Regions from separate parts of the Homo sapiens genome. Here region 2 is linked to region 1. The links are chromatin loops, found by intact Hi-C in ENCODE. Cell type or tissue: body of pancreas. All regions are shown on one strand. Each heading gives the region's core, and the rest is flanking DNA. Links, peaks and the distances in the headings are about the cores only. Region 1 overlaps OLFM2 (olfactomedin 2). Region 2 overlaps PPAN (peter pan homolog).

The links. Peaks named below come from ENCODE experiments on the same cell type or tissue, not always from the same donor. Only the 100,000 strongest peaks of a DNase experiment are listed, where the experiment ranks them.
Region 2: a loop joins it to region 1, with 3 times the contacts of the local background. A loop is called at or near these places in 38 of 110 quality-filtered maps.

Annotation. Positions count from the first base shown.
Region 1 is chr19:9,926,070-9,929,082 of GRCh38, reverse strand. All of the region lies in intron 1 of OLFM2 (olfactomedin 2), which reads left to right. Among named protein-coding and RNA genes, the nearest start is that of OLFM2, 8.9 kb to the left of the region's middle. In body of pancreas, for the core only: no CTCF peak of the experiment used is centred there; no DNase peak of the experiment used is centred there.
Region 2 is chr19:10,111,806-10,114,515 of GRCh38, reverse strand. PPAN (peter pan homolog) reads right to left here. Exons shown (of 12, transcript NM_020230.7): 12 at 2,504-2,710. It overlaps PPAN-P2RY11 (PPAN-P2RY11 readthrough), which reads right to left. Exons shown (of 13, transcript NM_001198690.2): 13 at 1-883. The coding sequence ends at 662. P2RY11 (purinergic receptor P2Y11) reads right to left here. Exons shown (of 2, transcript NM_002566.5): 2 at 1-883. Among named protein-coding and RNA genes, the nearest start is that of P2RY11, 1.5 kb to the right of the region's middle. RefSeq lists a silencer at 549-843 and an enhancer at 1,004-1,073. In body of pancreas, for the core only: a CTCF peak has its summit at 1,318 (motif pointing right); DNase peaks (open chromatin) are centred at 255, 685 and 1,335; H3K27ac peaks cover 1,943 bases.

The sequences.
Region 1 (3,013 bases), core at 200-2,699:
TGGAAGCCCATTCTATCTCTTTTTTTCTTTTTGAGATGGGGTCTTGCCATGGTGCCCAGGCAGGCCTCGAACTCCTGGGCTTAAGCAATTCTCCTGCCTCAGCCTCCCAAGTAGTTGGGATTACAGGTGCACACCACCTCAGTGTGTCTTGCAACTTCATCCATCCAGAGTGCAGCCACAAACCAAGAAGTCACCAGGAAAGAGCAGAGAGTAGGGAGAGTAGATTCCATGAAGACTGTATACAAAAGCTTATTCTCTTTCTCTCTTTTTTTTTTTTTTAGACAGAGTCTCACTCTGTCGCCCAGTCTGGAGTGCAGTGGCACGATCTCATCTCACTGCAACCTCTGCCTCCTGGGTTCAAGCAATTCTCATGCCTCAGCCACCCAAGTAGCTGGGACTACAGGCGTGCACCACCATGCCTGGCTAGTTTTTGTATTTTTAATAGAGACGGGGTTTTGCCATGTTGCCCAGGCTGGTCTTGAACTCCTGGCCTCAAGTGATCCACCCACCTTGGCCTCCCTCAGTGCTGGGATTACAGGCATGAGCCACTGCATCCAGCCTGGAAAAGGTTGTTCTTGTTGCTCCTGGGGACCCAGTAGACTCTCGGTCCCAGTTTACTCTTACTTTACACATAGTTCCAACAATCCTGGGCAGCTAGTAACTAGCCTTGCTTAATAGATGAGAAGACAGGTGTCATTGCACAAGAAGAAAGAAACAAAAAGGCAAAGCCAGTTCAGCCATCAAATGAAATGGCAAATAGCTTCTCACTTTTTAGGCTCTAAGAGAGTCCTGGTGAATCCCAGGAAGAATACATGATGAGCACATGGTGAGCCGGGTTCTTTTTAAATTTTATTTTGTTTTTTTTTTTTTAAGACGCAGGGTCTTGCTCTGTTGACCAGGCTAGAGTGGAGTGGTGTGACCACAGCCCACTGTAGCCTCAACCTCCTTGGCCCAAGTGATCCTCCTACCTTAGCCTCTCAAATAGTTAGGACTACAGGTGTGTACCACTACATCCAGCTAATTTTTCTCTTTCTTTTTCTTTTTTTTGGTAGAGATGGGGGTCTCACTATGTTGCCCAGGCTGGTCTTGAACTCTTGGCCTTAAGTGATCCTCTTGCCTCAGCCTCCCAAGGTGCTGGGATTACAGGCATGAGCCACAGGGCCCAGCTAATTTTTGTATTTTTAGTAGAGACAGGGTTTCACAATATTGTTCAGGCTGGTCTCGAACTCCTGACCTCAAGTGATCCGCCTCAGCCTCCCAAGGTGCTGGGATTACAGGCATGAGTCACTGCACCCGGCCCACATTGTTTCTGTTCCTAATTTCTCTAGTAATTTCTATGAGAAAGACACTGATAGAGGCACTCACTCACTCAGGAGGGACGTGACACAGTCCGCTCTGAATGGCTGTCAGTTGCCAAATTTGGGAGACAGATGCAGCCGACACATGGTACAAAGTGCCAGATGTCAAGAGTCAAGTGGGCTTCCTGGGGGAGGTGGCATTTGAGATGGGCCTTGAAGGATGAGCGAGTGAAGACTGGAGGGTGGACACAGAAGAAAGTCATTGGTCATGCTGACAAGACCTGGTGGGTTTACCCTTATTTTACATGATTCTAACCATGTTTAAAAGAGGGGAAGTTTCTGGAAATGGGAACTAGGGTAAGTGTGTGGTTGATGCCTATGGTGGGTGCAGATAGGAGAAGGGAAGTGAGCTTGAAAAGGTTGTGATCTGACTGTAAAGGCTTCGAAAGCTGGGTTAAGGATTTTAGAATTTATTTATTCATTTATTTATTTATATTTTTTTCGAGACAGAGCCTCGCTCTGTCGCCCAGGCTGGAGTGCAGTGGTGCGATCTCAGCTCACTGCAACCCTCCCCTCCCAGGTTCAAGCAATTCTCCTACCTCAGCCTCCCAAGGAACTGGGTTAACAGGCGCGTGCTACCACGCCTGGCTAATTTTTGTATTTTTAGTAGAGACAGGATTTCACCATGTTGGCCAGGCTGGTCTCAAACTCCTGACCTCGTGATCTGCCTGCCTCGGCCTCCTAAAGTGCTGGGATTACAGGCGTCAGCCACCGTGCTGGACCTTATTTATTTATTTTTAGAGATAGAGTCTTGCTCTGTTGCCCAGGCTGGAGTGCAGTGACGCGATCACAGCTCACTGCAGCCTCAAACTCCTGTGCTCAGGCAATCCTCCCACCTCAGCCACCTGAGTCACTGGGACCACAGGCGTGTGCCACCATGCCCACATAATTTTTTTTGTTTATTTTTTGTAGTGACAGGGTCTCACTATATTGTCCAGGCCGGTCTTGAACTCCTGGGCTCATAAGATCTTCCTGCCTCAGCCTCCCAAACTGCTGGGATTACAGGCGTGAGCCACTGCACTTGGCCTAGAATTTAGTGAGCTGGTAATAGTGACTCATAGAAGAGGTTGTGCATGTTTAAATGGAAGACTTTAAAAATTTTTAATTGTGGTAAAATACACATAATATAAAATTTATCACTTTAGTCATTTATTTATTTATTTATTTATTTTTGAGATGGAGTCTCGCTCTCTGTCCCAGGCTGGAGTGCAGTGGCGCGATCTCAGCTCACTGCAAGCTCCGCCTCCCAGATTCAAGCGATTCTCCCATCTCAGCCTCCGGAATAGCTGGGACTACAGGCGGCCGCCACCACGCCCGGCTAATTTTTTGTATTTTTAGTAGAGATGGGGTTTCACCATGTTAGCCAGGATGGTCTCGATCTCCCGACCTCGTGATCCGCCCGCCTCAGCCTTCCAAAGTGCTGGAATTACAGGCGTGAGCCACCATGCCTGGCCTAGAATTTCCATCCTTTTAAAGGCTGAATCATATTCCATGTATGGATATACCACATTTTGTTTATCCATTCATTCATCAATAAATAGACACTGGGTTGTTTTCAGCTTTTTTTTAAAAAAAAGTCTTAATGTTACAGAGGAGGTCTCTCTCCATCACTCAGGCTGGAGTGCAGTGGCACCATCACAGCTCGCTGCAACCTC
Region 2 (2,710 bases), core at 211-2,710, 190 kb before region 1:
ACGTAGGGCCCCAGCTCCAGGGCTGCTGTGGCCTGGGCTATGTCTGCAAAGCTCGGGCAGCGGGTGCTCCAGCGCCGCCGAGCATCCACGTTGAGCACCCGCATGATGTGGTAGGGCACATAGGAGCTGGCGTAGAGGGCCACACCACTGGCCACCAACGCTGCCACACGCAGCTTCTCGGCCACAGTCATGCCTGGGCTGCGTAGCACGGCCCGCCCGAGGGCGCCGTAGGCTGCCAGCGTGAGCAGCAGCGGCAGGCCGCAGCCCAACCCCGCCAGCACCAGGCTATACGCTCTGTAGGCCGCCAGCCCGTGGTCTGCTGTCCCCAGACACTTGATGCAGGCCTCGGGCCTGGCCACGCTGCAGTTGCCCGCCCCCTGCTGCGGCCTCTTCAGGTGGGAGAAGCTGAGTGTGGGCATGGCCAGCAGGGCGGCCAGGACCCAGCCGGCAGCGCTCACGGCCCAGGCGTGCTTGGGTCGCAGGTGGCTTCGGGCGAAGAAGGGGTGCACGATGCCCAGGTAGCGGTTGAGGCTGATGCAGGTGATGAAGATGACGCTGCCCAGCAGGTTGCAGGTGAAGAGGAAGCGCTCCAGGCGGCACGCGGCCTCCCCATAGCGCCAGTGCTTGGGGGGATAGAGGTAGGCGGCCAGCGGGGGCAGCGTCAGGGCGCAGAGCAGGTCGCTGACTGCCAGCTGGACAGAGAAGACCACGGCGGGGTGCCATGGGCGCTGCTTCCGGATGCTGAAGCGGTACAGGGCCAGGCCATTGCTGGCCACGGCCACCAGGAACTCAACCACCAGTATGGGCCACAGGAAGTCCCCCTGGAACCCACTGAGTTTGTCGTCGGCAGCTGCCAAGAAGTTGGCAGGGCAGGACTTGGCACCTGTGGGCAGAAGGTGTCACCAGCTGAGCCCTATTCCCCCATAAGGCGGCTCCTGCTACCCCAAGAGCCCACGTCTGCCATGGCGTGGATCCCTGGACACGAGTTCTTTCCCCTCCCTGGAGGGGGACCGGGCTCCACTCCTTTATGTGGACAGGATTGAGGCTCAGAGCCAGGGTTATGCATTGGGCCCCAATGGACCAGCTTAGGCGGGCCAGGCAGTCTTGGAGCTCAAGGTCCACTGGTAACACAGACAGCGGCCACCCTACTCCCCCACCACACCTGGCCCCACTAGAGGCCTCCTCCCCAAAGTCCAGCCCCAGCAAGGCCTGCCGGCTCCACTTCAGATCTGTGCCGTCCAAAGCCCCGTGGGGGTCCAGCCCCCACTCTGCCCTGACCTTGGCACCCGCCGCCGCCCAAAGCCTCTTCTCCCCGTGGCCACCAGAGAGCACCCGCGAGCGCTGGAGTCCTGCCCCATCCTTTTGCTTCCAGGTGCTCACACTTGGCCAGGGAGTTGCCGCCAAAAAGCCAGACTCACCCCACAAGGTCCCCCAAGAGCGCTCCCGCCCGCCATACCCCCCAGTGCCACCCTCTGTGCTCCGCGACTCACTCCCTCGCACCAGCCCACCCAGGCTTCCTGGCTGCTCTTGCAGACTTGTGCCTTGGTACCTTCGCACCCAGACTTTTTTTTTTGAGACAGAGTCTCACTCTCATCACCCAGGCTGGAGTGCAATGATGTGACTTCAGCTCACTGCAACCTCTGCCTCCCGGGTTCAAGTGATTCTCCTGCCTCAGCTTCCTGAGTATTTGGGACTACAGGCACCCACCACCACGCCTGGTTTAATTTTAAATTTTGCATTTTTAGTAGAGATGGGGTTTCCCCATGTTGGCCAAGAGGTCTCGAATTCCTGACCTCAGATCTGCCCGCCTCAGCCTCCCAAAGTGCTGAGATTACAAGTGTGAGCCACCGTGCCCAGCCACACCCAGACATTCTTGAGGCTCCTCTTCCCACGTCCGTGGTCCTGCCTGCGAGAGGCCCCAAGGCCACCCTAACCACTGTTGACAGCAGCCCTCGTGCCTCCACTCTCCCTTCCCTGCGTTATTTTCCCCCATACCCTGCGCCACCTGATGACGGTGAGAAAAATCTCCCTCCTTCGGGAGGATGGGGGGGCCTGCTTACCCATTACTGGTGCCAGTGCTCACCACAGTGCCCAGGGCACAGCAGCACAGGGGCACTCACTCCTTGTGCACCCCACCCCTGCCTCTGCAGGCTGGGGACAGGCTTCTCCGGAGGCGCCTCCCTGCTCCCAACGCCAGCCTGCTTAAGGAGGAAGTGTCGTCTAGACGTGGCTTTTTTTTGGAGACAGGATTTCACTGTCACCGAGGCTGAGGTGCAGTGGTGCAATCACAGCTCAGTGCAGTCTCGACCTCCTGGGGTCAAGTGATCCCCCTGCCTCAGCCTCCCGAGTAGCTGGAATCACAGGCTCGCATCACCACACCCAGCCTTGACCTAGGCTTTTTTTTTTTGAGATGGAGTTTCGCTCATTGCCCAAGCTGGAGTGCAATGGTGCAATCTCGGCTCATGGCAACCTCCGCCTCCCGGGTTTAAGTGATTCTCTTGTCTCAGCCTCCCGAGTAGCTGGGATTACAGGCATGTGCCACCAGGCCCAGCTAATTTTTTTATTTTTAGTAGAGACGGGGTTTCTCCTTGTTGGTCAGGGTGGTCTCGAACCCCTGACCTCGTGTTCCACCCCCCTCGACCTCCCAAAGTGCTGGGATTACAGGCGTGAGCCACCGTGCCCAGCCCCAGACCTAGGTGTTTTACCAATA